Linked DNA regions of Mus musculus: all the other regions are linked to region 4. A link is a loop called in an ENCODE intact Hi-C map of the cell type or tissue named here. Cell type or tissue: left cerebral cortex. All regions are shown on one strand. Region 1 has its middle 18 kb from the start of Gm52726. Region 2 has its middle 15 kb from the start of Gm32955. Region 3 holds the start of Akirin2 (akirin 2). Region 4 overlaps Rngtt (RNA guanylyltransferase and 5'-phosphatase).

What was found. Hi-C counts contacts between places; a loop is a spot of excess contacts. Peaks named below come from ENCODE experiments on the same cell type or tissue, not always from the same donor. Only the 100,000 strongest peaks of a DNase experiment are listed, where the experiment ranks them.
Region 1: it touches region 4 in a loop (3-fold over the local background); 2 of 42 quality-filtered maps call a loop at or near these places.
Region 2: it touches region 4 in a loop (4-fold over the local background); 11 of 42 quality-filtered maps call a loop at or near these places.
Region 3: it touches region 4 in a loop (3-fold over the local background); 11 of 42 quality-filtered maps call a loop at or near these places.

Annotation. Positions count from the first base shown.
Region 1 is chr4:33,523,093-33,531,092 of GRCm38, reverse strand. No RefSeq gene overlaps it. Among named protein-coding and RNA genes, the nearest start is that of Gm52726, 18 kb to the right of the region's middle. In left cerebral cortex, a CTCF peak has its summit at 4,874; DNase peaks (open chromatin) are centred at 4,862, 6,139, 6,375, 7,150 and 2 more places; H3K27ac peaks cover 1,086 bases.
Region 2 is chr4:33,583,374-33,591,373 of GRCm38, reverse strand. No RefSeq gene overlaps it. Among named protein-coding and RNA genes, the nearest start is that of Gm32955, 15 kb to the left of the region's middle. In left cerebral cortex, a CTCF peak has its summit at 4,586; DNase peaks (open chromatin) are centred at 2,044, 3,547, 3,986 and 4,635; H3K4me3 peaks cover 478 bases; H3K27ac peaks cover 935 bases.
Region 3 is chr4:34,546,219-34,554,218 of GRCm38, reverse strand. It overlaps Akirin2 (akirin 2), which reads right to left and starts at 3,604. Exons shown (of 5, transcript NM_001007589.3): 1 at 2,946-3,604. The coding sequence starts at 3,174. In left cerebral cortex, no CTCF peak of the experiment used is centred here; DNase peaks (open chromatin) are centred at 2,630, 2,766, 3,126, 3,696 and 1 more place; H3K4me3 peaks cover 3,358 bases; H3K27ac peaks cover 2,020 bases.
Region 4 is chr4:33,392,395-33,400,394 of GRCm38, reverse strand. All of the region lies in intron 12 of Rngtt (RNA guanylyltransferase and 5'-phosphatase), which reads right to left. Among named protein-coding and RNA genes, the nearest start is that of Mir8118, 42 kb to the left of the region's middle. In left cerebral cortex, a CTCF peak has its summit at 3,722 (motif pointing left); DNase peaks (open chromatin) are centred at 3,715 and 6,770.

The DNA of each region.
Region 1 (8,000 bases), 130 kb before region 4:
ACAGTTCTCACGGTTACAGAAAGAGCAATGGTGCCGTTGTTGTTTGGGGCTTTATGGTTTTGTCTGGGAAGAGATGGAGGTTTTTCTGTGTAGTTGGTCTTTGGTGGCTTTTGGAAGGAATGGGTCATTCAAGCAGAGGCCAAATGTCAACAGCAGGTGTCCTCCCTCAGGAGCCTTCCTTCCCCTTGTTTTTTGAGACAGAGTTTCTTCCTGAACCCGGAGCTTAGCTCTTCAGCTACAGTGGCCAGTCAGGAAGCCCCAAGGCTGTATCTGTCTGCACCTCCCTGGTGGTGCTTTAAAAAAAAAAAAAAAAAAAAAAAAACAAAAAACAAAAAAAAAAACCTAGGTTGCATGGCAAACACTTTACCAACTAAGCCCAGGCCTGGTTTTTATTTGTTGAGACAGGATCTTGCTGTATAGCTTGCACCTCTAGTCTTCCAAAACCCTCGGCTCAAACAAAAGCATATGCTCCAGACACTTGAAATTGGGTGGCACGTTCTGTAGGATGTGTCTTCTCTCTGTTGTATAATATCCTTCTTTTCCTCTGGCAATCTCGTATGCACAGCAGTCCACACTGCTTGATATAAACACATTCGGTATTCCCTTTGATTCATTTGCAGGGGTTTTTATTTTCATGTTTTTAAAAAATTCTATATTAGTACTTTCAAGTGATTATCCACGGAAAACATGAGAGTTAAGCCATGGTTTTTAAATCTATGCTGTTAACCTCTATTCGTTATTTGGTGTGTTCAGATTTTACTCTTACTGAACTTGTTGGCATTTTACGATTTAAATCTGCTTTTGGGGGGACAGGGGTGTCTTTTGAGTATATCCATTCTTTTCCAGGGTGGATGCAATGGAATTATCCCCACTTTTGTTCCTGAATATGCTGCTATGTAGAGCAGACCGTTCCCAGCCCTGGGGACTACGCAAGGAGAGCCACGTGCTCATGGTTGGCTGGGCGCTCCCCCTCCACCTTCCATCATGACGAATGCTCCCGGGTTTCTCTGTTATCACTTGCTTTCTGACTTTAAAGTGTTACACAGTAATTCTTTAGGCAGATGCATGGACAACAGTCTCGGTTTCCCTTCACTGGAGGATTTTTGGTTTTATTTTCCCTTTGTTTCTGAAGGAAGTTTGCTAGATATAGAACTGAGGGCTTACAGTTTTGTTCTTCCTCACCTCTGGATTCTGATGAGAGATAATCTGCCCTTTATGTCACTCCCCGTCCCATACTGGGCGCTCCCGTGTGCCTGTCTGTAAGACATTCTCTCTATAATGTTTGGGAACTTGATGATGTGTGTATATGGATAGCTTTAACTTTATCCTGTTTGTGTTTCTCTTGGCTGTTTGAACATACACATTAATGTATCTCTTTCAGTTTTGAGAGTTGCTGACATTATTTCATATAGTAATTGCTCAGCCTCTCACTCTCTCCTTCTGGGACTCTGATAGACGCCCTGTCACTGTTCCACAGACCCTCGAGACTCAATTTATAAAATATCTTTTCCTCCTTGTTCAAATCCAATCACTTCTATTGACTTACGTCTTAGTTTACTATTTCTTTCCTTTGTCATCTCACTCTGAAGGTGAGCCTGCTGTTTGAGTTTTAGAATTCGTTTTATTCTTCATTTCTGTAATTTCTACTTACTTTTTCTTTATATCATCTGAATTTTTAACTGAGAGTTTGTTTTGTGAACATTCATAATTGAGAGCTGTGTCACCATTATGACCGTTATAAATAAACCCTTTAAGAATGTTGTTATCCTTCTTCCTATTCTTCCTACAAAAGGTTTGTCTTGAAGAGTTGGGGTGTTATGTCATGAGACTATGGCACTTACTTCAATATTCCACATTCATACAAAACCAATCATCTAGGTTCCAAGGACAAATTTTATTTTGTGGATATGAGGCTGGTTTTCATTTCAAGGTCTTTATATTGCTTTTCTCTTCTGCCCTCTTTGGGTGTGGGGAATCTCTACAAATATCATGGCCAGAAAACAGAGTATCAATCCAGGGAAGACAAGAAGGGGGTTTGATTCAATATAACAGTAGCTGGTGTTGGTGCAAACACTGAGATTCAGGCATTTTGGGAAAAAATTTTCCTGGTGATAATCAACTCAGTCCCTGTGTGCACAACAAAGCTTACTACATGGTTACATTGAGACCCTGGAGTACAGGTGACATCTTCCATAAAGATATTCTCTAGATTCTCTTAAAAATAAAGTAGGCTTATCATAAACAAGGTAAGGGTCTGGGGGTAAGGCAGTGTGGCCTAGCCGTACTAATATGTCAAAGGCCAGCAGGCCATTACCCACATTCAAGAACTGCCTTCCCGGCAGTAAAACAAGTCATACATGTCTTCTTTGAAGAGACCGTCCTGCCTGTTTAGCATTCCTGTTTTCGATGGTGCTTATCTGTGAGCCCAAGGACCTACAGTCCTTCTACACCTGGGTATCACTCAGGGCTCATCGTGAAACCTGTGTAGTCTGATTTTGGTTCTCAGATTTAGCTGCTCTGTTGATTCTGATCATATTCACTCACGAGGCACTTGGGGCCTGCCCATGAGTTCTGGAACAGATCTTGACAATGTCCTGATTCAGAGAAGAATACAATGTGGTCACAATGACAAGCAGGGCAATGGATGTCCATCCCTCCGTGGGAAGGTGTTCTAATTTCATTTCTGTTGCTTTGACAAATACAATTTTAGCTTATTCTCCTCAGTCATCGAGGAAGTCAAGGCAGGGAACCAAAGCAGCGGGCCGCATGACATCCAGTCAGGGGAAGGAAGAAAGGAGTGCACTGGTTGGGCCTCTAGGCAGCTGTCACTGACCCTCTTCTGACACTTACATGAAGAAAGGCTCTATTTACTATTAAGTAGTGCCACACAGGGGGCCTGAGTCTTCCTACATAGGCAACCAACCAACAAGGCCAGTCTGATCCACGTAATTCCTCATTAAGCCTCTCTTCCCAGATGGTTCTAAGTCACTCCAGTTATCATTTATGGCCTACCATTGCAGTTGAGGAAAGAGTAACCCAGACCCTTGAGTCACATCCACCACCAGGACACCAGGGAAAAGGGCGTGGCTCAGTGCTTTCTTGGTATATGGTAGGAGCTGCAGAGAGCTGTGTCCTGCATGACCTCCCTGTCCCAGGGCTTCAGCTAGAGAAGTCATGTTTAGGAAGTGAGCCCATTGACATTTCCACATTCTGGGCTTTAGTGCACAAGCTAGTATCATAAACAGGAGTCTTTCTCTCTCTCTCTCTCTCTCTCTCTCTCTCTCTCTCTCTCTCTCTCTCTCACACACACACACACACACACACACACACACACACACCCCTCTATGTCTGCCCACTGTCTTTTCTCTATAATACAGAGTTTTCTGGTAGTTAGCTTTTTACGTATTTTGTCCAGGATTTTCCATTGTAACTAGCAGAAGTAGTGGGGTGTCCTTATTCCATTTGTCTGGGATTCTAAGTCCTGTTTTTCAAGTATCCACCAGAAAATGGAGTGTCAGAGTAAACTTATCCATGCCAACCGAAGCTCCCTGATGCTACAACTGGAATTTGACTGCTTCCCTGTCAGACAGAAGGTCTGTGTCTTAGGCTACACTTTGGGTATCCAGACAGCATCTCTGTACTAAACATAGAAAGTTGATCAGTTTTGGTTTTATTTATTATTTTCATGTCACATGAGAGGAAAGTTGCTTCTTTTCTGTCAGGAAGCTAATTCATTAGATACTAGCACTGGTGCGTTTGGGGAGTGGCCAGTCAAAGCAATGAGCAACCAGGAGTCTCCCCACACTCAGAGGAGGTCATGTGAGAGACATTTGCAGTATTCCACTTGCAAATGAAATGTCAGTAAGAGGCTGAGTAATGAGATATTTTTCGTTGAAGGGCAAGCTCCAGCTCGGTTCACGTGTGGCGGGACCACACCTTCGCTAGAGAGAGGCTATGTCATTGTTACAAACCGCACCTGCACTTTCTAACTCTCTACTAAGCAAGGCCAGCTTGGCTTGGAATTGGAATACAAATGGGATCCAGCAGCCCACTTCAGGCAGTAGCAGCAAGCAAAGCAGAAAGCTCTGTGGGTGGAAGCAAGCCCCGGGTCCCTGTGGATTTGTAAGGAAGGCCGTGAGGGGTGTGAACTTCAGTCTGTCACCCACATCTAATCATCACTTCGGCATTAACCTGCTGGGGAAGCCTGGCAAAGGGGCCCAGCGATTGTGAGCATCAGGAATGCCACCTGCTAGGCAGTGCTGGGGATGCCCTCTGCTGAGAAGCACGAGTCTCTTTTCCTAAGCTGCGGTGCCAAAGCCTGCAGAGGGAACGGAGCTGAGCACCCTTGGCTTGCCACCCTCACAGAGCACGGTTTCTCGGCTCTCTTGGTGTTAAGTGAAATTTGCATTTCTGCTGCTGCTGTGTCTTGACAGCCAACATTTCTCTGTGTGTTTTTGGTGTGGAAAACGATCGTCCCACAATTGGCATGGTGAGACTCTTCCTTAGGCGAGGTATTTCCTTTGAGACTAAACTGCCATTTGTACTGTTTTGTTGTTTGAGACAACACATTGCCAGGCTGCTCAGGAAACAGAACTGAGGAGGCAGGCAAAGGTTTTTTTGTTTTGTTTTGTTTTGTTTTTTCAGGAGTGTGAGAGGCCATTCTCAGGTCTTGCCCAGAGCACTGGAATCAAGGAGCACTGGCAGGGACCTCCCTTGACTCAGGCAGCTGTCAGCTTCAAGCCAGGCCCGGAGGTCACATACATGCCCGCCCTTCACCCTTGCCTCCTGAAAAGCCCTGAAGAAACAGCCCTTCCAGAGGAATGCAGGGTCGGAACAAAAGATGTGAGCTAGCTTTCTCTCTAACTCCAGGGGGAGCTCGGAGCACCTCGCATTCTGTCCTATGGGCGTTCTCGTTTTCATTCTCTGTGGGCTTGGATTGTGTTTCTGAGGAACACAGCTGGAATAAGCACTGGGTTTTGAAAATACAGGCACACACATCTGCCAAGGATATAGCATGAAATGATTTTGTTGTGTGGTGTTTGATAACTGCACCCTGAGAGGTAAAGACTTTACCTCCAGATACTATTGGTTATTCTTTTGTTTTGTTTTGCTGTTTGTTTGTTTGTTTGTTTACCAAAACCCAGCTCCAGGAGGTATCCCTGTGATTCTGCTGTCTCTGCAGCTCCCCATGAAGTCATGTTCCTATCAAGACATGTTCCTATCAAATGCAAACAGGTGTCCTGTGGGACTGACCAACACTATAGCCTTTCAAGGTGAGACAGGCCTCGTCACCCACTCCCTCTGCCTCAATGCCACTCCCCACTAATGGAGCCACACAAATACTTCAGAACCATTAAATCAAGCACGTGGAAGCTACCAGTGGTGGTTTGAATGAAGATAGCTTCTATAGGCCAACAGGGAGTGGTACTATTAGGAGGTGCGGCCTTGTTGGAGGATATGTCACTGTAGGTGGATTTTGAAGTTTCAGATGCTCAAGCCAGGCCTACTGTTACTCTCTTTTCCCTCTGCCAATCCAGATGTAGAACTCTCAGCTACCTCCCCAGCACCATGTTTGCCCGCATGCTTCCTGCAGCGATGATAACAGACTAAACCTCTGAACTGTAAGCCAGCCCCAATGAAATGTTTTCCTTTATAAGAGTTGCAGCGGTCATGGTGTCTCTTCACAGCAATAGAAACCCTCACTAAGACATTACCCTTGACCTCTGAGCCATGTTGCCAAGATGAGGCTCCTGAAGAGTCACTAAATGATGGAGAAGATGGATGGGTAAATGCTTGAGTGGTAAGATAGCTGGGTAGATGAATGAACTGGTAGATGGATGAATGAGTGGGAGGATGGGTAGATAGGTGGGTGGACAAATGGATAGATGATAGATGGATGTGTGGTTGGACAAGGAGATGAACGGCAAGGCAGTGGAGTACACTGCTCCATGGTGCCTCGAAGCCCAGTCCACAAGGGAAACTTTCAGCCTTGCTAGCATCAGTGTCCGGTAGGAAAGCCCAGCCTCCCCCACAGCTCTGGCCCTGAATGGTAGATGTAGACGTAATGAGCTGGACTTGGAGCTCTCTCACCCACGCTGACATCTGTGCCTCTCCTTTGGCTCATACAAGAATATGGCCTCTCCTGGAAAAGGAAGAGACTTCATTGGAAAAGGCCCCTGGCCATGCACCAAGGCATGGAGCTAGTCTACGCCAAAGCCAAGACCAACCCGTTACCCCTGCCCTATTCTCTAGGTAAAAAATGAGTCATCAGAAGGAAAAGGAAACAAATCTGTTGTGCTGGCACTTAGTCTCTCTCCCAGTGAACCCCAGCAGCGATGGGAACACCAGTGTTAAGAATGAATGCCAAGCTAAGCCCCTCCCTTCCCAGCTGTCAGGCAGCAGAGCCAAGAGCCCCAGCCTGGCAGTGGGCAGGAGATGGATGGGCGCCAACACATATTTTCTGGCCCTGAGCCTGAGGTCATTGGTTCTGGGACTCACACCAAAGAAACTAGACTGCAGGACTCAGGGTGCACGTGGCTTAGAGCAAGCTCTTCTTTGGGGACTAGACTATCTTCAGTGACCAATCCATCACTGGCACGTGTCATAAGGAACGTGCTCTAAGCTGGATGGTGAAATCAGCCAGTTCCTTCTGGAGGAGAAGAGCCACTGAGTCCAGAAAAGACTCTCCTGGGAGAGGTACAACAGTCTCCACATTTTAAAAAATAATTTATTTAATTTTATTTTATGTGCATTGGTGTTTTTGTCTACATTCTTGGGAGTAGGGGGTGTCAGATCCCAGGCACTTGCCATGTTGACGCTGGGAATCGAACCCCAGTCCTCTGGAAGATCAATCAGTGCTCTTAACCACCAAGCCACCTCGCCAGCCCCAACACTCGCCAACTTTAACTTGCCAGATTCTATGGTACCAAACCTTTCTTCTTGTCACCTTGTCGTACCTGCTGGTTTGGGGAAATCAGAAGAGATTTCTAGACTATTCTGCTCATATTTCAGGCTGAAATGCATGAGATGGGATAGAAGATCATTCCCACCATTCTGATAGTTCTCCAGGGAGTTGTGTGCACATGTGTGAGCATGTGTTTGTGTACACACACTTATACACCCACACACCCACACTTGGATCTCAGAGCTAGACAAAGTCCTAGTGATCCAGATCTGAGTCATCACACCCAGGGTGGCCGCTTCACTTCTTTCTGAAATGTAAGCTATGGGAGTTAGAAAGACCGCCCTCCCCCTCCTCATACCTCTCCCCCCCCCCCAACTCTCCTCCCCCCAGTCCCCAGACATTGCATCTGCAGGCCAGCTGTCGCCATTATCCTCACTAGGGGACCCCTTCCAGCAGTCACCTCCATGAGTTCCCCACCCTGGAAGATTGACGAGGAAGAGGGAAGAGGCTGCAGAGCTGCCTCAAGGGAGAGACAGCCCATCCTGGCCTCCAATTTGAAACAAGATGAACACTTTGAGAGTTCTCCTAGCCAGGGTAGTATGGGCTAGGTGGGAGGTGGACTGAATTCCCAATCCAACTGACAGTATGAACAGTGGGTAAAGTGACCTTTTAGAAGCTCCCTGACCTCTGTTTTACTCTTTCATCCATCCATAGTCCTAGTGGCCCTCCGGTGGCACCTGAGTCCCTTTGTGTACAGTGCAGGAGTGCAGGAGGCACACCCTGTCCTTGTCAGGTGAAGATGGGATACGACCAGCTGGAGGACAGACTGAGGAGGCCTCCCCGTCACCGTCAGCTCTCCGAGCCGAAGGCTCTGCTCTCACAGATCCAAGAAGGGCCTTTTGAATTTTCCTCTGCTGGGTAGAGGGATACAGATCCTTCCCACACATTCTGTACAGCTCAGAAAATCCTCTACAGCACTCAGGGTGTTTTGTTTTGTTTTGTGTTTTGTTTTGTTTGAGTTGAGTACTCAAAATATCCAGCAGAGATGGATAAAGAAACCTCTCTAAGGTAGTCAATTGGCATGCTCCACTGGGCA
Region 2 (8,000 bases), 190 kb before region 4:
TTCTCTCTTCAACCAAGAAATAAGCAGATAAAGGAATATTAGAATATGCTCTGTGGGGGAGTGGTGGGGTGTGGGAGAAGGGGGGTGCCTCAGCGGGCCCATGCCAAGGCATCCCTTCCCCTGAGGGGTCAGCCACACAATGGTGTAGCATAGAATAGAGTTTATTTGGGGCATGGGAGGGGAGTTAAGAGGATAGTAGAGGCAGAGAAAGGCAGAGAGAAGGAGAGAGTAGAGAAGTATAGGCTGGCCATGACCACGTAGAAGGAGGGGGGAAGGGAATGGGGAGAGATGGGTAACAAGGGACAAGAGAGTAAGAGACAAGAGAGACAAGAGGGAGAGGAGGGGGCAAGCAGCCTACCTGGCTGTTGTCAGATAGCTGTGGGGTGGAGCATACCTGGCTATTGCCAGGTAACTGATGGGGAGCTTAGAATCCTAACAAAGCCCTTGCTTCTCTGAAGTTCTGCAGAGTACACTCTCTTTGCTCCTTGCAATTACCTTTGCTTGAATGATGCGCCCTTCTGTGAGCTTTGCCTCTCTCCTCTATGAATTCGTGGTACCTAGAAAGCAGTCAGCAAGAACAAAGCCACTGTAATAATTTAAACAATAGGTTTCGAAGACTAGAGTTTGGGGAGCAGTGAGCATCTTGCTTGCACATCTGGCTGACCTGGAAGCTAAGGCTAACAAGATAAACTGAAGCTAAATATCAAAGGATATCAGATGCATGAAGAGTCTGGGTCCTCTACACAGTTCTTGTCACCTGTAGACTTTTGTGTGGTGAGTAAATCAGATCTATGATGTGAAACTATGGTTCTTATGACACTCTGGAAGAACTGGCCAGAGAAGTCCACTCTCAGCATGAACTTCACTCAAGATTTGCCTTTCCAAGCAAGAGGTGGCAAGGGAGTGGAAGTAAGACAAATACTATGCAGCTGGACTCACAGCCAAGTTATTGGAGAGCTGTAGAGAAAAACCCCCCAGAAGGACTCTAAGATTGCCAGCTCATGAGTGTGAGAGGCAATAGCATCATCATCCACCCTCCAAGGAGCATGATCCAAGTGAGACTGGAAATGTCCAGAGGAACACGTATAGTCCCAGGATCTGTCTATGTGGTTCTGCAGCTTAAGGGAAACAGCACATTTGAAGTTCAAGGATGGTAGGGCTCAAGTAGAACATTGCAAGAGTAGGTGAGATCCCACCTACACCAGGAGAACACACCTCAAAACAGAAGTGGACCTCTGAGGAATGCCAGCAGCAAATCTAAGGTCCTTGCCAGATTTCCGGACTCTGGCACTGACAATGAGGTAGCCCTGCAGATGCATAGCATCCTGTCCCCCAAGTTCCTCTGAGAAATGATTCTTGCAGTCTGCCATCTCTTAGAATTATTTTTCTGTTTGCTAATAATATCCAGGAACAAAAACTCTGGCTCACAGGCTTGGGTTTAATGTGATAAAAATCCATATTCACCTTGAATGAGCTATTTCAGATAACAGATATTTATTTGATCAGACTCCATTATTCCTTCATCTCTACCCTGCCTACAACAACAACAACAATAATAACAACAACAACAACAACAACAACAGGCTCCATCCAAAGGTTCAGGAGACCATTGTTCATGGTCCTTCAGACCCTGGAAGTCAGCAACCGCAAGAAGAGACATTAAAAATTAATGAATGTGCTATACTCAGTGTCCTGAAGTCAAGGCTATTTAAGTAGATAAAAGAGGCCTGGGGAGGGAAAGTCTTGTTGCTAATGTTTTCTTTATAATTATTAGGTGAAAAGAGAGAGAGAGAGAAGTGGGAGAACACAGCTACCACCGAGACAAAGTGAAAGGCGTGCATTAGAAGAAAGGATGCAGACAAATGGAGCACTCTCAGGCTCGAGCTCCGGGAGGGGGAGGAGGCACAATGAGAGTGGGGAGCTGCAGGGGGGGGAGAGGCAGACGCTCTCCACCCAGGCAGCTTCGCCTACAGCCTGGCCAGCCCTGACTTGAATAATGAGGCTGTTTGGACGAGCCTGAGGCCAGTGGTGGAGACTTATATAAGAACAAGTCTCTGGCTACGCTAGTCTTCACAAAGACACCCTGCACTCCTCTCTGCTGCACTTGTCTGTGGCCAAGGAGTAAGTTTCACATAATCACTGCAGCACCTGTGGCTCCAGTGGAGGGGAAAGGCATGCTCCGGTGAAGTGAATTAAAATGCCAGTCCTCTTGCTAAACACAAGGATACGAGCTGAGTTCTGCAGTGGATAAACTGGTACCTGCTTCCCAAAAACTTGGCTGCCAAGCAGACTTCTCCCAACACACAGTGCTTCATGAGCTGGACACGAATCTACTACACCTTTTTTTTTTTTTTTAATACTACTTACTGCAGGATCACAAACTCAGAATATCAAAACATTTTCCAAATCAAGCCTGAAGCCAAAGGATTCTGTGTGTGGCTTACAGGGTGCTTCCTAGGAAAGCCTGCTAAATGGTTCTAGAGAGAGAACTGGAATGCAATGGTTTGCAGTTCTATAGAGAGCAGATATTCCCAGGGAAGGAAGTGGCCCGGGGTTCTGTTATCTATGAAAGAGCATGGCTTTTGAAAACCTTAGGTCAGGTGGGCGCTTGGGGGTGTGCCGAGATGAAGCCACCATGCCACAAAGCCCAATTGCTGGTCACTGTTTTATATGGAACCGTAAGCTGAAGGAGCCTGGGAGAGACGAGGATTGCATTTCCCTTCCTATGTGGTAGAGCTGAGTGGTACGTTCCCCCTTTGTCTAAGTTCTGCTAACCAGACCCTCTTGCAGGTCCTCCCCATCTCCCTCCTCCACGCCAAGGAGACTGTGACATTGATAGAGACCCAATGGCATCGCAGGCTCTTGGCATAGCTCCTCTTTCCCCACATATAGAAAGAAACCATACTGGCTTTCATAGAGATCTTGGCTTCTATGTGAAGTCATCTTTGTCATAGACTGACCCCAAAAACTCAGGTTTTCCAGTGAGACTGTTTCCAGTTTCGTCTGCCACTCATTTCTGTACTCAAGAGACATTGCGTGTCAATCATGTGCTGACTGCTGTAGGTGCTAGGCCGGGAGAAGATGAGCCCCACCCTCCAGCAGCCCTGAGTCTAGCCGCAAACACCAATTATCCTCTGTTTAACCTGCCTTGCCCTTAGGGGCCCAGGATGTGAACAGGAAACAGGCATTCAGGCAGATGGGGTCCTTCCCTCTCCAGCTCCACTGGCCTCATTTTGGTTAGTCTTGTCCCTGACTTTGACTTCCCATCTTGAAGCTCAACCCTTCTTGCCTTTGCCCCCGCCACAGTCGCCAGAACTGTCAGTTTTGCCTGAGCCATGTTTTCAGCCTCTCCTATCCGTCAGTCACGGCCTTGATAGCTGTCACTGGTCAAGTGGCCAACTGGTTCCCCTAGCCTCGGGCTCTCCATCCTCAGTCCCGCTGCCATTTTTCCTACGCGGTCATTTTCCTAAAATAGAAATGAGATTGCATCACTCCTTATTTAGAGACAATCATCAAGTCACTAAGCTCTCGGTGTGACTGGGCTTCACACCATCTGCAGGCACTTGGCTTAGGAAGAAGTGTCGTTGAAAGCAAGATGACTCAGCCAGGGACTATGAAGGGCTGACTCAGGGCTCTCATCATAACTGCCCCTTAGAATCCTAAGAGCTCGTGTGACCCGCAGATGCCAGCACTACTCGCCCAGCCCAGACCATTGACTCTGAATGTCAGATGAAGTCTGGGTGGCCAGGCAGGGGGACTCACCGGAGATTTGAACTTTGAGTTGGATTATGGGGGGAAGGTAGCATGAGACTCTGTCTCTTTTTCAGAACTGCTCTTCTTCACTTTCAGATATCCCTGCAACATCACTTTCTTTCCCTAAGTTCCCTGAAATGGCTTAGTAAGTATGTCTAATTATCAGTCAATCACCAGCAGGAATCACCAGGCAGATGCTGTGCTCAGATCAGAAGACTCCTCCCACGTGCGCTTCAGGGGCAGTACCTCAGCCAGTACAAGTCTGACTTGGGAGGGGCCTGGAGCGGCACGTGACCCGCCTTTCCATCCCACCTCTCCTCACAGATGCTTTCTAAGTAGTTTGACCCCTCCTGTACCAAGAAATTGATCCTGTCAGCTATAGTTATCTTTTTCGCATAAAATCTCTCTCGTGGTTTATTTTATTGGGGATCTTCACCCCCTCCTCTGCCCTCCTCGATGCCTGCAGCGCTGGGCCGCACTGCAAGTTCCAAGAATGATTTCTAGATCTCTCTCCCTGCCAGACTTGGGAGAGCTTCATTTTCACATCGTGCTTTGGCTGCAAGGGTTAACTTTCCATTTCAGGAGGGGAGTGTGGGGTTTCCTTCCCAATATCTGTATGATCCAGTATGTGTTTATACTCACGGCCCCTGCCACACAGGTCCTTCCCCCTCATCTCTCATTTCCTTCACACCAGAAGTCAGACCATTTCTGTAGCAGACAGAGTCTGCGGGAGCTGTTGTTCACAGCTGGTGAGGGAAAGGAACAACTGGGGAAGAAAAAGAAAAGCAAGAGACCAAAAGGACAAAGGGCTCTTCAGGCAGAGGGAGCTGTTGCCACAGGCTTGCGGAAGAACTCAGGGCTCCTGCAGGCTGCTGTAGGCTTTTTGTTTTTTGTGGCAGTGAACCCAGTCACCCCTTGTTTATTGAGTCCTGTGAGCTTGGTACAGCTCTCTAAGGCTGCCGGTTCCATATCTAAGCATTCTCCTTGCAAAGGCATCTGTCATGGAAATGAAGCTATTTGCACAAAGCAGAACTAACACTGAAGGGAGGAATACAAGCCAAGAGACACAGAATTAAGACATAAATATTCAGAGCCGAGACCTCTAGCCTGGGCTTTGTGTGAGGAGAACCAGAGAGCCTGGCTAGGTCTGCTTCGGGCAGGGCAGCGGATGGCTGGTGAAGGAGAAAGGAGTGAGCCACCACTGAGGAGAGGAGGTGGGACTGAGTTGGTGGGACTGGGGAGGGAGAGAATTTCTTGACATTGTCTGTGTTTAGGACTGCGATCTGTCTTCCACACCTTTTCAGTTCACTACACTGACTATCTTGGAGAGGTAGGCTGTACTTTGAATGTGACTTCAAGCTGAAGAAAGGCCCGGCCAGCTCATTCTAATAAGGACTATAGATACGGGTAACATCCTTGTAGACACCAGTCTACAGTCTTGAGGATGAGCTGGCAAGAAACTAGGGAGAGAATGTGAGACGATCAAAACACAGTTCTCAGGATGGTATAAAGAAATGGGGCTCAGTTTCCCACTAGACTGGTGATTCTCAACCTGTGGTTCTCCACACCCCTTTTAGGGGTCAAACAACCCTTTCATAGGGGTCGCCTGGTCTGCAGAGTCTCCTGCAGAAGCCAGGAAACACTGCTGCTGAGGAGGCCACACCCACCCGAAGACTAGGTGTTCCCTCCGCTCTTCCTTTCCCTCCTCCGCAGTGTCTCTGGAAGCATCCACCACCTTGAGGGCTAACAGGAATCCATGAAAGAACAAGCCTCCCTTGGAGCTTACTGAATTATTAAAATATTGCCATGAGATGTTACTTGACAGAATATATATATACTTTCCCCAAATCACTCTACGGAATATTTGAGGAGGAAAAGAAAAAAATGACTGACAGTTGCCGTGGAAGAAGTGGGAGAAGCTTCTAGCCTTGAGACCACAGCCCAGCTTCCCAGCCCTGGAAGCCACGTTCATGGGACTCTATATGGATCAGCCAAAGAGACTGGCACTAGGCAGGAAGATGAACAAACACCCCATTGGTAGAAGGATTAACCTAGAACCTGGGGCTCCAACCTTCAGCCTTCCTCCAGCGGGAGTGGGATCTGACCACTGATATTTCCTCTGACTTTCTGATACATCGTTTCGTCAAAACAGCCAGAGCAGTGCTTCCCTGGGCCCCTTCAGCTGGGGTGGGGAGAGAGAGAGATGAGAGAGAGAGAGAGAGAGAGAGAGAGAGAGAGAGAGAGAGAGAGAGGTTAGAAACATAACCAGTCCGTGCACATTCCAATTTTCTCCATCAGATAAAAACTAGTCTGCCAATTCCCAACCACAATCTCTTGAATCTTTTATAATCAGAAAATCTCTTTCAATTGTGACAAGAATTCAGTTTTCTCTCTGCCCCTGATTGCCCAACGGTGATTACCCCTCCCAAGCCTTTTTTTTTTCTTTTCCCTCATTTGTGCAAGGAGAAGCTGTGGGTTGTAGCCTGCTTGCTAAGAGCCTTACTCAGCACTAACACTCGAAATCTGTGAGAAATCTTATTACAAGTTATTACTGATTTAGCTACAAGAGAATACAATCCTTTAAAAAAAAATCTACGAGGAGTCCCAATGACTTATATCCAACTTGACAGAAAAAAGTAAAGTCCCCTTGGCATAGGGGAAGTAATTAAAGACACACATTCTATTTTCTCTTTTGGAGAGCTCAACAACCCATTGGCCCATTAGACCTTGTCTAGGGCTGATCTTTATAATCTTCCCAAGAATTTTAGACTCTTGATGCATTTGCTCATGATAGATGCGATGACACACAAACTAGCAGCTGGCATTGTCTTAGGAGATTAGATGTCTGTATCTCACTCCCTTGAAGGCCAAAATAGATACCTCTAATTGGGGAGGAACGTTAGGCTCTTCTTGCTATGATTTCTTGGGGGGCAGGGGGAGAAGGTCACATCTTTGTCTTTACCACTGTCAACAAACTTAATTTCTGGGGGGGGGGGAAGCATGCATAATTGCTGTAAGTGGGCCCCACCACTTCCTCTCGTTTTTCTATCGGCTCGATTCAGCTGTCAGTCTTTTTTTTTTTAATTATTTATTTATTATATGCAAGTACACTGTAACTGTCTTCAGACACTCCAGAAGAGAGCATCAGATTTCATTACAGATGGTTGTGAGCCACCATGTGGTTGCTGGGATTTGAACTCAGGACCTTTGGAAGAGCAGTCGGCACTCTTAACCGCTGAGCCATCTCACCAGGCCCGCCACCCCCAGCTGTCAGTTTTATGTCACGCCTTAGCACCAAAGATAGGGAAACTGGAGCTTCGCCAATAAGTCGCAGCTCTAGCACTCGATCTCAAGACTTCTGACTGCAGGACAAATGCCACACGAACAGCAAAGCCAAGAGGCGAGTGAATGCCGAGCCAGTCCTCCATGAGGCAACACAACAGAACGAGCTTCAGGGGAGGGAGGAGTTTAGTGCTGCCTATTGGACGCGGATGGATACAAGGGACGAGAGAAGTACAGTGTCCCATACGTGCCAGGGAGTCGGTGGCCACCCTGGAACTCCAGACCCAAACTCATCTTTTTTTCTACGCTACCCAGATAGCCTTAAGTTCCACCTGGAAGACAAGTCTATGATTACTGGAAGACAGGAGGAGGCGAAGCACTTCTGAGCCTCTAGGGGAGATGAGGTGCCAAGTTGCAAAAGCAATCGCTGAGAACCAGCCTGGAAGGTTTTGCATCTGTGGGATATTTGTTCCTGAATACCCCCAAATGCTACATTACCTATATTTCTTATTTTTGCATTTACATCGAATTTTATGGCTTCATGGTAATAAAATCATTCCATTTATACTATGTTCCCACCCAATAAGCTTTTACTAAGATATATCCTTTTATGCTGCCACTACGTGCTTTGATTAACGGAGTTACCGATTCGCCTGGTTCCACATTCAAACAACTGTCCTGATCAATTTCTGTTTTTCAGACTATTGCTCTGATCCACTGCCCTGCTTTGTAGAGGATAGCCGAGACCACTCGCCACCCCGGCACACTGTGCCCCATGTAGGTGCTGACCTGTATACTTCAGACTTGTGCAAATCAGCCTGACTTGATCAGTGTTATTCTTATTACTTGTAACCTGATTAAAGTCATGAATCTCTGAACTATAACTGTGTTTTCAAGATTGTCATCTAAATTATGTAAATAACTAGTGCAGTAATTAGCTCTCTTTGATGAGCTTCCGTTTAGGT
Region 3 (8,000 bases), 1.2 Mb before region 4:
TATAAACTTCTAGGTCTTCATTAGTTTTAGCTTAAAAAGGTTCAACCACACATTTACTGTGTGATTAAAAATTACAGCAGCAAATATGTACATTTTAGCAAATTTAAACTTTAACAATCTTCCCTCATTTTTCAAGAAGCTAATCTTTTACATTTTCAAATGAACTGAAATACCAACTTAATATTTAGCAAACTCTAAAAACATCAACTGGCAACTCTCTCTCCTCTCTTTCTCTCTCTCTCTCTCTCTGTCTCTCTCTCTCTGTCTCTCCCTGTCTCTCTCCCTGTCTCTCTCTCTCTCTGTCTCTCTCTCTCTCTCTGTCTCTCCCTGTCTCTCTCCCTGTCTCTCTCTCTCTCTCTGTCTCTCCCTGTCTCTCTCCCTGTCTCTCTCTCTCTCTCTCTGTCTCTCCCTGTCTCTCTCTCTCCCTGTCTCTCTCTCTCTCCCTGTCTCTCTCTCTCCCTGTCTCTCTCTCCCTGTCTCTCTCTCTCTCTGTCTCTCTCTCTGTCTCTCTCTCTCTCTCTGTCTCTCTCTCTCTCTCTCTCCCTCTCTCTCTCTCCCTCTCTCTCTCTCTCCCTCTCTCTCCCTCTCTCTCCCTCTCTCTCTCTCTCCCTCTCTCCCTCCCTCTCCCTCTCCCTCTCCCTCTCCCTCTCCCTCTCTCTCTCTCTCTCTCTCTCTCTCTCTCTCTCTCTCTCTCTCTCTCTCTCTCATTGTGAGACAGGGTTTCTCTGTGTAGCCTTGGCTGTCCTAGAACTCACTCTGTAGACCAGGCTGGCCTGGAACTCAGAAATCCGCCTGTCTCTGCCTCCCAAGTGCTGGGATTAAAGGCGTGCCCCACCACCACCCAGCTGATTTGATTTTAGGTTTCAAGATGTGGTCAAACTAGATCAGCTGGCTAAAAGACTAAAAATACTCCCAGTTATTTTACAGTATACTGATTGAGATGTGGAGACTCTTAAACACTCTGCACTACAGCACTGACATGGCAGACTGGGAGATCATTACCGTTTCTGAACAACCTCCCTTAAGTAAAGAAACGTGTCATAGCTCCCTGCTGTGTTAGTATTCAAGATTATTTTAACTGCATAGGGATATATTGTAACTCTCAAACTTATCACTAGCTCCAATGAAATTTATTGCTAGTTACAGCTATTTTAAAATGGCTCCATTAGTAGATAGGACACCATTTCAATGTTCAAATTTAGCATTTCATTAAAAACAAAAAATGTCTGCCCCAAGAATTCATTCTCCAGCCCGGCGGAGGTGGCGCCCGCCTTTAATCCCAGCACTTGGGAGGCAGAGACAGGTGGATTTCTGAGTTCAAGGGCAGCCTGGTCTGCAAAGTGAGTTTCAGGATAGCCAGGGCTACACAGAGAAACCCTGTCTCGAAAAACCAAAAAAAAAAAAAAAAAAAAAAAAAAAGGAATCCATTCTCCACTTTGTTCCCTTGTTTTACAGTAATGACTAAAGCAGGGGGTTCTCAGCGCTCCTGATAAGCCCACCCTTTAGCACAGTACCTCATGCAGTGATGATCCCAACCCTATGATTATTGTTGCTACTTCATAATGTAATTTTGCTACTGTTATAAATCATAATGCAAATATCGGAGCGTTCCCCCGGGGGTCGCGGCCCACAGATTGAGAGCCATTCCTCTAACAACTCGGTCAGGAGTGCCTTTATACACATATGTGGGGGAGGGCAGCTTAGGTATGATCCTTAAATAAACGTCTTGGAATTTCTACGAAAAGTGACTGCAACTCATAAAACAGCTTTTGGCTACGTTATATCAAAAATTTAAGAGCCAGACTAGGTAACTGAGGTTCTCCATGGATTTGGGTATGAATATTTAAATGTGACATTTAAAAAAACACACATGGTACAGTCAATTTCATATAGATGTTACCAAATACAGAACTCTATAGTTCCCATCTTTTTAAAATGAATTACTGAGAAAAAAAAAATTTAAGCTAAGCAAAGGCTTTAAGGATGATATCACTAAGGGCTTACACACACAGGCTCACACACTCTTGCATGCCACACACAAAAGAAACAGACTTACACTTCAAGTCCATTAAAGTTTACCCTAAGATTGTGCCGAAGGCACACAAAGATTTCCAAATGCAGAGGGGGAAAAAAAATCCCTAGGTACACATTTAGTATACAAAAGCAATCAAAGGTCCATCCGGCAGACACTTTGAGAAAATGTTTCAAGACTTCAAGTCTGAAGTCCACTGGAATCTTGATTTATTCGTTACTCTCGAGGCTAGGTTGTTTTCTCCCAACATACTTCATTGGGATAACTAAAGCATTTACAAATAAACTAGTCAGTCTCAATTTGAAGTACACCTTCCTTTTCATTAAAAGTTCAGGATCTCTTAAGGACTGGACGCATAGTGAGATCACATTACAGTACTCGGGAAGAACATTTGCTTTGTTGTTGACCCTGCTAGGGAAACAGGTCTTGACTCAGCCAAAGTGGCGTTCTTGTGGGTGATTAATGACAGGCCTACAACTCGCCCCAGTGACATCCATCCCCCTCCAAACCCCACCCCTTCTATACTAAAACCAGCCAAGTCTAAAATGGAGGAGGGGCTGCCTTCTCGCCTCAAACCACTCAGTCACTGAGTTAATAGCTGCAACCAATCGATTCAGCCCAAGAGACCCGGAGATTCGGGTGAAATGTGACCCTTCTCTCGCCTGACTTATGAATAATATCACCCTCTCTGATCATTTCCGCTGGGGCTCTACATAAGGAAACGATTCTAGGGATCTAGCCCCAAATGATCTGCCTCACAATGAGGGACCCCCACAATGCCGGCCAACCCGACTCGTACCCACCCAACCTGCCGACACCACCCCCACCTCGGTTCAGGCCCTTCCTTCCCTTTGTGTCCGCACCCAAGCTCCCGGCCGCAGCCCACCCCGGCAGCCCCGGGGCCGAGGCCCACCTGTGGTGAGCCGGGAAGAGACGTCGCCGAAGGGGGAAGGCTCCATCCGGAGATACTTCTGCGGCGAGGCGGCCGCGGCCGAGGCGGCGGCGGCGGCGGTGGCGGCGGCAGGGGAGGCGGCAGCCGAAGCCGGCGCCGACAAAGGCGCGCACCGCCTCCGCTTCGGAGATGCGGGGCTCAGCAGCGGGTCGAAATCCAGAGTCCTTTTCAGAGTGGCTCCGCACGCCATGGTGGCGGGCGGCCGAGGCTCGGCTCGGGCGGGGCCGGGAAGGACGGGGGCAAACGGGCCCTCCGAGGTGCCCGGTGGGTGTGGGGCCCGGGACGGCGGAGCCGCGACAGGGCAGGCGGGCGAGGCGCGAGGGTCGCGCCGCCGGCTCGGGGCCGCTCCCGAGAGGCCGGGCCGCCCCCGCCGTGCGCTCGGGCTGAGCGCGCCGGGGCTCCTGCGCGGAGACCCGCTCCCTTCGGAAGTGGACCCGGCCAGTGGCGCGACCCAGACGCGATCTCCGACACGCCGGTGCAGACGGAAGCTCGTGAGTGGCGGCCACGCGCGGGAGCTGCGAGGTAGCCCGGCCGTACAGAGCTAAGCAATGCACTCGACCCTCTCTTCTCCACGGAACAACTCTGCCACCCGCCGCCGGCCCCAATATGGCGTCAATAACAACGCCGCCGATTCAAATCCTGCGGCCCCAGGGCGCCTGCGCACCGGGGGCGGGCCCGCCAGAGTGCATTCTGGGATTTGTGGGGTTTCGTGAAGGGCAGGGATCGGCCTGAAAGGCGGTTACCCAGAAGTCACAGAAACTACGACTCCCGTCATCCAAGGCGCACGATCCCAAGTTCCGGGTTGGAATTTAAATACCCCCTCATAAGTAAGAGAGTTTAAAAAAAAAAAAAAAAAAAAAAGACCTAAGGAAGAGAAAGGAGAGCCTGTGAGACAGTGGGGAAGAGGAAGCGAACCCATTGGAAAAGCAAGCTAAGCACTTTAGAGACCCTGTGAAGATTTGGCATAGTGACTTAAACGGGATATAACAAAGAGCCAGTCTAATATTTGGAGAGAGATTAATTTAGCTGTCAGGAGCGCCAAAAAACCAAATCTGTCACATGGAGGAGATAGGAAATAATGAAAACACCAATTTGGGTCCTCGAGACAGAACGACAGTAATAATATCAGATTACAGGATCTTTGAAGTCTGTGCTTTGCGCTTCCCAGATAGGTACTTGTTTGCTTATTAAATTCTGCATAGCTGAAAAGGAGCACAAAGTCAATTGTTTACTATGAGCAGAGAGCGATCAACACCAGAAATTTGTTGAGTTTGGAAGGCTGGGTGGGGTCTAGGGAAAGGCAAGCAAATAAATGCCTAGGGAGCAGGACCCATCTTTATTAGCAAAGTGGGAAGAAATATTTCTAAAATTTGTTTTTTCATCAACTATCTAAAATAGGGATCGACTACAGCACTGATGAAGTAATTTATGTAGATACTTTATATCTTCTGCCTGTGGATGCTAGCTCTCCACCAAGATTATAAGTATTAATACGCCTAATGCTCACTCTTTTCTGCTTACTCAGAAATCAACATATGTGGCTGCTTTATAGTTGTTTTGGACAATACCTCTCTATATATCCATTTGTTTAGAATTGTTCACCACCACAAAGATCAGCTTTCTTGATCACACTGTATAAGCAACTCTGTCACACTTATTTTAATTTAGAATATAGTTCTTAGAAAGTATCTTTTGAGAAAGACCAGCATTCTATGAAACAGTCACTTAACTAAGACTTGTACTAAGGATGTGTTTATTAAATTATAAAAACTCCAGGAAATCTGTTATTGTGCTGAAACTGACTGGACGTTCATACTTTATGTAAGAGCAGAATAAGAAAAGTTCTTGACTTTTTTTTTTCCTTTGGAGATAAGATCTGATATCAAATTCACTGGGTAGCCAAAGATGACCTTGAACTTTTGACCCTCCCACCTCTACCTCCTGAGAACTAAGGTTAAGATGATTGGCGTGTGCCATCATACATCGTTTATATATTGCCAGGGGTCAATCAAGCACCCTAGCAACTAAACAGCAGCCTCTCCTTTTGTCCACTAAGATTTGACCACAGGTGGCACGGAAGGTAAAAGGGAGCCACAAGACAGGACATTGAGATTGTGTGGAAGAGGAGGAAGGGGTAATAGAGTATTTGTGACATGAAAGCAGAAGGTAACTGCCAGGGGAGAAAGGGTACACGGCCTGGAGGAATGAACAGAAACAAATCAGGTATGAGCAGGCCATAACGCAAATTGCATTGTGGGCTAATGTTAAAAATAAACAAGAAATTCAGTAGGATAAATAAAAGCAATTGTATAGAGGTCAGAAAAAGAGCAGTAGTAAGGACTACCAGCGTTAGCCACTCTAATTGTCTGGGAATGTCGATATAGCTAGCATAGTTTGCTCATTTATGCTTTTGTCTTTTGTTGTTTGTTATTTTTGAAATTTGTTAGTTGGTTTTTCCTAACTGTTGTATGGCTATGAAGAGACACTATGATCAAGGATACATATAAGATAAAGCATTTAACTGGAGGCTTGCTTATAGTTTCAGAGGGTTATCATCATGGAAGGAAACGTGGCATGGATGGAGTAGTAGTAGTGAGAGCTTATAACTTGATCTGGAGGCAGGAAAGAGAGACAGAGAAAGAGAGACAGAGAGAAAGAGACAGAGAGAGACAGAGACACACAGAGAGACAGACAGACAGACACAGAGAGAGAGAGACACAGAGAGAGAGACACACACACACACACACACACACACACACACACACACACAGAGAGAGAGAGAGAGAGAGAGAGAGAGAGAGAGAGGGCCCCCCTTGTGATACATCTCCAACAAGACCACACATCCTACCTTCCTAAATAGATGACCAACTGAAAAACAAGTATTCAGCTTGTGAGCCTTAGTGCCAATTCCTATTCAAACCACCATGCTAATTACTTTGATTTGGGGTTTGGTTTTGTTTTTGTGGCTCTAATGGTACCCTGTGTGCATTAGGTATTTCCCTTTCCTGGTACCAGGGTTCCCTACAGAGTGACATTCAGTTTTGACATAGCTTGTACAGTAAGTTTTTCTAGTTTTTCTTTCTGTATTTTAAGGCATTTTTTATTAGATATTTTCTTCTACATTTCAAATGCTATCCCGAAAGTCCCCTATACCCTCCCCCAGCCCTGCTTCCTTACCCACCCACTCCCACTTCTTGGCCCTGGTATTCCCCTGTACTGGGGCTCTTTCTATATTTTTAATCGGTGTGTTTATTATAATCTGGATTTTCCTTAATTTTTTGTTCTTTCTGGTTTAAATTTAAACATGCCTGGGGCAGTTTCCCTTGGAAATTTGGGAACTCCTATCAGCAACAGTAATTCTTTCTGCATTAGGTCTGCAGCTCTAGGCTTATGTGGCCTACAGGAGGGTCAGGAGTTCAAGTTCATCCTTAACCCAGAGGCAACTTTCTGGCTTGAGAATGAGACTGGCTCTCACCAGGGAGTGGAACTCTTTGAAAAGATTAGAAGGATTAGGTGGTGAGGCCTTGTTGTCACTGGGAGAATGCCTTGAGGTTTTCTTTTTTCTTTTCTTTTTTTTTTTTTAAAGATTTATTTATTTATTATATGAAAGTACACTGTAGCTGTCCTCAGAAACTCCAGAAGAGGTCATCAGATTTCATTACAGATGGTTGTGAGCCACCATGTAGTTGCTGGGATTTGAACTCGGGACCTTTGGAAGAGCAGTCGGCACTCTTAACCACTGAGCCATCTCGCCAGCCCAAGGTTCTCAAAAGAAGACATTCAACACAGTGTTTCTTTCTCTCTGCCTGCCGGTCTGTATGTAGGTAGCTCTCAACTACTACTCCAGCATTTTGTCTGCTACGCTCCTGCCTTGATGATGGACTAAACCTCTGAAACTGTAAGCAAGTCGCTAAGTAAATGCTTTTTTTAATAAGAGTTGCCTTGGTCATGGTGTCTCTTCACAGAAAAGGCATAGTGACTAAGACCCTTTCTCAGTGCTTCAAGCTTGAAAATCTTGTCTATAAACTTTCACATTATTCTCACCACATTGAAAAAAAGAAGTCTGTCAAGGGATCTTTTGCTCCCACACTTAAAAAATGTCAGTTGATAACATTTTATTTTTATTTTTTACCACTCTGTCCTCTCAATAGTCCTCATTTGTAACAAGTCTTTCAGAGTAGCCAAAGGCTTTCAGAGAAAAACCTACAAAAAGTAATTCTAGCTGGGCAGTGGTGCGGCACACCTTTAATCCCAGCACTTGGGAGGCAGAGACAGGTGGATTTCCGAGTTCCAGGACAGCCAGGGTTATACAGAGAAACCCTGTCTCAACCCCCCCCCCCCCCACACACACACAAAGGGAAAAAAGTAATTCTAAGGCAAGAAATGAAAATAAATACAACTCTTAAAAACCATTCAGTTTTAACATAATTTTGAAGTGAATTTTGAGTTCATGCATCAAAAAGAAAGAGAAAACTAACACAGTAAGTTAAGTCAAGTTACATGAATCTAAATATATAGTGCAATTAAATGTTCCTGTGACCTCACAGCCAGGCTGGTTCTGCTGGTGAATACAGGCAAGTTTTAAAGGCTTGTCACACTTTTGTCACCATGTAGCAATTCTCTTCTGAGAAGCATCATCTTCCCCAGTCTGAGCAGAGAGCACACTGCTTTTACCAAGATCCAAGACTCTGATCCTTGCTTGGTACTAAACTGTCTTACTTTTTAATGGTTTTTGTATTTCCATTTTTTTCCTGTGTATTGTTGTGACTGTGTGAGGATGCTGGATGCCCTGGAACTGAAGTTACAATTGTGAGCTGCCATGTGGGTGCTAGGAACTGAACCTAGGTCCTCCGGCAGAGCAGCCAGTGTTCTTATGTTGCTGAGCCATCTGTCCAGCCCCAGTATTAGGCTTTATAACAACTTCTGATATAATCCTTAGAATCTGATTCTGACAAGGCATTCTTTGATTAATGTCAGTAAAATCGACATAGATAACGTAAGACCTAACCACTTGGA
Region 4 (8,000 bases):
CAGAGCTCTCAGATGCTAACTCCAACAGTGAGCTACCACCCCCCCAACCCTTTGTTTACTGTATATTTAAGGTAAGAGTCCTACTAAATTGCCAGAAATGGCCTTGCTTTTGATACTTCTGCCTCTGGCTCCAGAGTACCTGAGATTACAGACCTGTGCCATCTGAACTAGCCCTAACAATTTATTTTGCTGAGCAAACTTTTTGTTTTAATTAAGTCAAAATTAGCTACTTTTAGGGCTGAAAAGTTGGCTCAGCCATTAAAAATTAGGATTACAAACAAAAATATATTTAAAAAAAAGCCTCTCTTAAATTACATAATTGTAATTAAATTCAGTTTTCTGCCCGTTGAAGAAATATTTTCCTAAAATCACTAGATTTTTCTACTATGTCTAAAGACATTTCATAAGTCTAGTTATTTTTAAGTAAACCATCCATTTCATGTTTCTTTGTATCTATACAAATACGGGGATCAGACAGCTCTAACAAAGGCTAAAGGCACTTGCCATGCAGGCCTAGCAAGCCCAGGCCTACCCAGAACATACAGAACACGGAAAGAAAGAACCAACTCCAAAAGACTGGGAGGAAAGTAGAGGGGGGCAGCAAGAGTCACGTGATCTAGTAGGGAAATGAGGAGGGGGGAGGTAAAATGCCCAGACATATAAAATTGTTAAATCTAAAAAGAAAAAAGTTAATAAAATTTAAAAAGAACATAATATGCATTATTTCCCCAGGTCTCATGATTAGCAGTAGATAAATTTAAAGTCAAATATATACTGCCTCCATGAGTCAGTAGGCATTTCATTCCATTTATGCCACAACAGACTCACTTAGATGATATACACACTTCATGGTAGCTGGAAATAAATCTCTATTTAGACTTCTGCATAGAGTTTTCTTACTGCCGAAACTGAAATATATTTCTAATTGTCACCTCATCTCTGAAAAGACTATAATAAAAGTTAAATTATTTTTGCTAGTTAAGGCTTTTTGTTAGAAATCTCACAAAATAGGCCATGAGATGACAAAGAAGATATGGTAATAAGTCATAACTTCAGAAAAAAATTAGCTGAAAAATAAGACAGCAAGCCCCTGTGCCCATAATGCCTATGTTTAGCCTTCCTGAATCCAGCACAATCCTGGTCAAATCATGATTTAGTCATGTTTGTCTGTTTGTTCTTATGGTGTTTGCAACAACAACAACAACAAAAAATAATACAACAGAGATAAATTTTAAAAACCTTTTTTCAATCTCCCAAAAAAATAAGGCCAAGATATTACACTAAAAGGGTTAAGACTTTTGAAAATAAATATAACATCTGTTGGGTTTTGTTTTGTTTTTTTGTTTTGTTTTGTTTTGTTTTCCCGAGACAGCGTTTCTCTGTGTAGCCTTGCTGTCCTGGAACTCACTCTGTAGACCAGGCTGGCCTCGAACTCAGAAATCCGCCTGCCTCTGCCTCCCAGGTGTTGAAATTAAAGGCCTGCGCCACCACACTCGGCTAAATATAACATCTGAAACACAAAATTTTTCTGAAGTATAAACAAGCATACATATACTCTAGTGTAAAATAAGTAAATTTTAATTATACTGAATTCACCAGCATGTACTCAGATTACAATTGTTATCAAAGCTCTAGTTAACTCATAAATATGATACCTAGTCTATAAATAAGCCTGATTTTAACAAGTGAGCTGTTTAAAAAAAGAAAAACTGGTCTCAAAGATATGGGCACAGGGAAAAAATTCCTGAATAGAACAGCAATGGCTTGTGCTTTAAGATCGAGGATTGACAAATGGGACCTCAAGAAACTGCAAAGTTTCTGCAAGGCAAAAGACACCGTCAATAAGACAAAAAGACCACCAACAGATTGGGAAAGGATCTTTACCTATCCTAAATCAGATAGGGGACTAATATCCAATATATATAAAGAACTCAAAAGGGTGGACTCCAGAAAATCAAATAGCCCCCTTAAAAGATGGGGTTCAGAGCTGAACAAAGAATTCTCACCCGAGGAATACCGAAAGGCTGAGAAGCACCTGAAAAAATGTTCAACATCCTTAATCATCAAAGAAATGCAAATCAAAACAACCCTGAGATTCCACCTCACACCAGTCAGAATGGCTAAGATCAAAAATTCAGGTGACAGCAGATGCTGGCAAGGATGTGAAGAAAGAGGAATACTCCTCCATTGTTGGTGGGATTGCAAGCTTGTACAACCACTCTGGAAATCAGTCTGGAGGTTCCTCAGAAAATTGGACATAGTACTACCGGAGGATCCCGCAATACCTCTCCTGGGCATATATCCAGAAGATGTCCCAACCGGTAATAAGGACACATGCTCCACTATGTTTATAGCAGTCTTATTTATAATAGCCAGAAGCTGGAAAGAACCCAGATGTCCCTCAACAGAGGAATGGATACAAAAAATGTGGTACATTTACACAATGGAGTACTACTCAGCTATTAAAAAGAATGAATTCACGAAATTCCTAGGCAAATGGTTGGACCTGGAGGGCATCATCCTGAGTAAGGTAACCCAATCACAAAAGAACTCAAATGAAATGTACTCACTGATAAGTGGATATTAACCCAGAAACTTAGTATAGCAAGATATAAGGTACAATATGTAAAACATATGAAACTGAAGAAGAACTAAGACCAAAGTGTGGACACTTTGCTCATTCTTAGAATTGGAAACAATCACCCATGGAAGGAGTTACAGAGACAAAGTTTGGAGCTGAGACAAAAGGATGGTCTATCTAGAGACTGCCATATCCAGGGATCCATCCCATAATTAGCCTCCAAGGGATGACACCATTGCATACACTAGCAAGCCTTTGTTGCAAGGACAGTGATATAGCTGTCCCTTGTGAGACTAGGCCGGGGCCTAGCAAACACAGAAGTGGATGCTCACAGTCAACTATTGGATGGATCACAGGGCCCCTAATGGAGGAGCTAGAGAAAGTATCCAAGGAGCTAAAGAGATCTGCAACCCTATCGGAGGAACAACATTATGAACTAACCAGTACCCCAGAGCGCTTGACTCTAGCTGCATATGTATCAAAAGATGACCTAGTCGGCCATCACTGGAAAGAGAGGCCCATTGGTCAGGCAAACGTTATATGCCCCAGTACAGGGGAATGCCAGGGCCAAAAAATGGGAATGGGGGGGGGGGGGTTGGGATAGCATTGGAAATGTAATTGAAGAAAATACGTAAGAAAAAAAAAGCAAAAAAAAGCAAAAAGCAAAAATGCATTCTAAATAAAGTTGAAATTTCTGATTTAAAAAAAAAAGAAAAACTGAAAAATACTTGTGTTTAGATACAACCCCAATATAACCTGAGATACCTGTGGTCTTTTAAAAAGCAACAATCCAATCAACATAAGTATTAAGAATATTAAAATATGCCTGGTCTACAGAGTGAGTTCCAGGACAGCCAGGGCTATACAGAGAAACCCTGTCTCGAAAAAAACAAAAACAAAACAAAACAAAACAAACAAACAAAAAAACACCCTAAAAAATATGAAAATATGAGGAAATATTTATTTAAACATAGCAGAGTCTCTGTTCAAAGTGCATCTTAGTATGTCCATAAAGCAAAAAATGTACCAAAACTAGACAGAGGGAAAACTTTTAGCAGTAGTTTCAACTAGAGGTGGTCCCTGGAGAGTTGGTAATGCTAGAAAACACTAGAGAGAGCAAGGTGCACTACTGCCATCTAGTGGCACAAGCCAGAGACAGGGCTAAAGACCTACCCAGGACAGCAGGGCCAAAGGAAGTCAGTGACAGTAACAGCAAAGAAAGTCATATCTTTAATTACCCTTTGGCTCTACTAACTTGGTAATGTTAAAGAACTTTAAAGTGAGGGCTTCGTTTCTCACTTGTAAAAATACAGCAATAGCATTTTGCTTGCCTAAAATAGGGTATCTAGACCAAAGTTGTATGTTCCTCTTCAATCTCCAGTTACAAAACTTTGGGAAACACTCTTTCAGGCTTGCCACATGACACTATCTTCCACCTACCCTCTTACCCTTGCTGTTACCTAAAGGTAACAGTGTTTCCGCTAGTTTTCTTCACTCCCTTTAAAAAAACAAAAATAGACTGGTTTTGACCATAAACCACTCTCCTAGAAGACTCTGAATATAGCCATAAAAATTACTCCCAAATCTTCATTTCTAGACCTAGTTACTCAAAGAAACCTAGATGCTCTTTTATGAGTATGACTAGGTCAAGCACCAATCTAACACTGCTCAGGCGGCACCCTAGGGTTTTAGATCTGAAATAGAGTCACTCACTCCCCATCCCATCTTGATCAATAGGAACCTCCTACCCACTCAGGCCCATTTTCTAATAGAGCACTCTTTCTAATAGAGTCTCTGTCACCTCTGCACTCATCCATTATACCCACGAGTTTCCTTCTACTCTGACAGCCCAGCTGCTATCCCTAGAGCCAAAAGACCCTGTCAGCTGTCACTGATGCTCACCGCAGCTGGTTAGCTGGCTGACCAACCAGGACTCAAGCTTCTGGAGCCGACAGTGAGGTCCCTATCCAGTCTCCAGTGCTTCCTCTAGTTTCCTCTTTCCTACAGTCTTTATATGGAATAATAAAGACAACAATCATTTCTAATAGCTATCATTTACTGTATATTTTCCCACTGACCACAGGTGCTAAGTACACGGGTGCTAAATTACAGGATTCCTTGAACATTCTAAAAAATAGATTAATTCATCATAATCTCCTGTCTTCATAGAGCACATACAACAAAGAAAATAAGCTAGACACAGGAAATATTCAAGCCCAGGTATATTATTCCACATTCAAAATGCACACTAACTACTATAGTAAACTGGGTCAATGGAAAAACAGATATTCACATCACATCACACACACATACGGAAAATTTTCAAGACATCGTGAAAATAATTTTCTAGATACAACACTAAAGGAAGAAGCAACAAATATTAACATCCATCACAGTAAGAAAAGTTTGCCCAGCAAACACATTACAGGGTGACCTACCAGAAAGTAGGGAGTTAGTTAAAAACTGTATCTAATAAATTTAATAAAAATTAGTATATAATAAGTATCTAAAAACTGTATCTGAAATTTGGTATTAATAATCAAAATATAGAAAATTGTGAAGTTCAAAAATGAAACATAAAGAACCCAAGCAAACATTTCTCTAAAGAAGCAACTGAGGTGTGAACCTGACATGAGAAGGTGCAGACCAACTGAGCCGTCTCCAATCAGACTGGAAAACAAGACCTCAGTGGGAACTCACCTCAAGTCTACTAGGATGAACACTACCAAACAGACAAAAGAGCGACTATGTTCTTATCAACTGTAGAGGAGGCAGTGAACACCTGCTGAAAAGTGTGCTGCTACAGCACTAGGGGAAACTCCTGGGGAGTCTCTGCCAAACAACCCAACAATTCCACTTCTCAATACATCCAAAGCTAAACAAAGTGGGATTGCTGAGAGAAGCCTGTGCATCCACCCTCTCTGCTGCCCACAGTAACACTTAAATGTCTCTGAGAGATGCATGTATGGTTTTTTTTCTTTTTCTATTTCTTCTTTTTTTTTTCCTCCAATTTTTAATTAGGTATTTACTTCATTTACATTTCAAATGCTATCCAAAAGTCCCCCATACCCTCCCCCCAACCCCACTCCCCTACCCACCGACTCCTACTTCTTGGCCCTGGCACTCCCTTGTACTGGGGCATATAAAGTTTGCAATACCAAGGGGCCTCTCTTCCCAGTGATGGCCGACTGGGCCATCTTCTGCTACATATGCAGCTAGAGACACGAGCTCTGGGGATACTGGTTAGTTCATATTGTTGTTCCTCCTATAGGGTTGCAGACCCCTTAAGCTCCTTGAGTACTTTCTCTAGCTCCTCCATTGGGGGCCCTGTGATCCATCCAATAGATGACTGTGAGCATCCACTTCTGTGTTTGCCAGGCACTGGCTTTAGCCTCACAAGAGACAGCTATATCAGGGTCCCTTCAGCAAAATCTTGCTGGCGTATGCAAGTGTCTGCATTTGGTGGCTGATTATGGGATGGACCCTCAAGTGGGGCAGTGTCTGGATGGTCCATCCTTTCTTCTCAGCTCCAAACTTTGTCTCTGTAACTCCTTTCATGGGTGTTGCATGTATGTTTTAAATGTAATAGATAAAGATTTACTATGAAATATTATTTAGCTTTTAAAAGTGTCTTGCAGCCGGGTGTGGCGGCGCACGCCTTTAATCTCAGCACTTGGGAGGCAGAGGCAGGCGGATTTCTGAGTTCGAGGCCAGCCTGGTCTACAAAGTGAGTTCCAGGACAGCCAGGGCTATACAGAGAAACCCTGTCTCGAAAAAACCAAAAAAAACAAAAACAAACAAAAAGTGTCTTGCCATTCTCCACTGCACAGGTGGAGCTAAAAGACATTCTGCAAAGCAAAACATAGAAAGAGAAAACATGTGATCTCCCAGGTGCAACCTAGAACAACCTAGAAACAAGCAGAAAGAATGATATTGCCAGGAGCTGCAAGGGGTCAGAAAGGTACAAAGCTGACCAAACAATGCTTCAAAACTAGTGAGTGAGAGATGATTCCTGTTAATTATGTGGAGCAGGCTGATTATTTTACATATCAGAATACCAAGGTGTACACTTTTAAAATGAACAATTTAGGGGCTGAAGATGGTTAGGAGCAGAAGATAAGAGCACTTGCTGTTCTTGCAGAGAACCCAGCTTCAGTTCCCAACACCCACATGCTGGCTTTCAGCCATGTCTAACTCCAGTTCCAGGGCATCTGACACCATCTTCTCGCCTTTATGGCCAGCAGGCAGACAAAATGGGAGCAAGACGCTCATATGCATATAATAAAAATAAATCTTAAGAATGCACAGTTTGTGTAAGTCAAAAAAATATCACAAAATAAAGAATTTAAAATAGTTAAAAGTGCTATCTCTTTGATATCTTCAAAAGTCCTATATTTATGAATGTACAAATCTACAATATTATAAAGTGTACGGATTACCAATGCAGAGTCTTCCAAAACTACCCTGCATGTTCTGGGTGTTGTGAAGCATCCCCTGGCACCAGAGCAGTAAGCACCATTCCCACAGATAGCCTTAACTACCATCCAGGAATACTGACCCAATACCCAATACTGATCTGAAGTGTATATTCATTCCCTGTTTACCCTCAACAAATATTTCTCCACCAGCTACTATGCAACCTCTGCTAGAAGCATAAAGACCATAAGTGAATCCAGGCAGAAGTTTGTTACAAAAACCGTGAGTAAGGTAATGACATAAGAAGTTCAAAGCATGATGAGAGCAGAGGCAGCGGCATTGTGAAGAAGAGTGGAGCGAGTACCCAAACGAAGTAAAATAGAACCTGAGAGTTAAACACACAACAAAGAAAGGTAAGAGAGAATCTGCGTAATAAATAGATTTGCAGTGCATCAACTGCAAAGTGTTCATGTCTCTAGAAAGCAATTTTGTACAGGCACCAAAACCGTCAATGTAAACTAGGCAGCCTCAGTATCTGTCTGCAGGACACACTGGTCTACTAAAGAAAAGAGAAATTTTAAACAGGGCTGACATTCAATAGATGCTCTGGGCCCAGCGCCGCTTACCTGTCAGTGAAGCTTCTCCAGGGAAATAAACATACCTAGGTGGCACATGAAGGAAAACTGAGAGACAAAGAGAAGAAAACACAAGTACAGCCAGAGTCACTTACATAAACACATTTCAACTACTTCATTTATAACTCTTACCAAATGCACGTTGGTCTACCAATAGAATGAATGCACCTCTAAAATTCTGAACTTCAAAAATAAAGAATGGGGTTAGAGGGATAGCTCAGCAGCTAAAAGCACCAGATGATCTTCCAGAGAACTGGGTTCCAATCCCAGCCCCCAACCAGCAGCTAACTGTGACTCTACTTCCAAAGAATCGAGTGCCTACTTATAGACCCTACCAGCACTGCACATACATAGTGCACAGAAAAAAC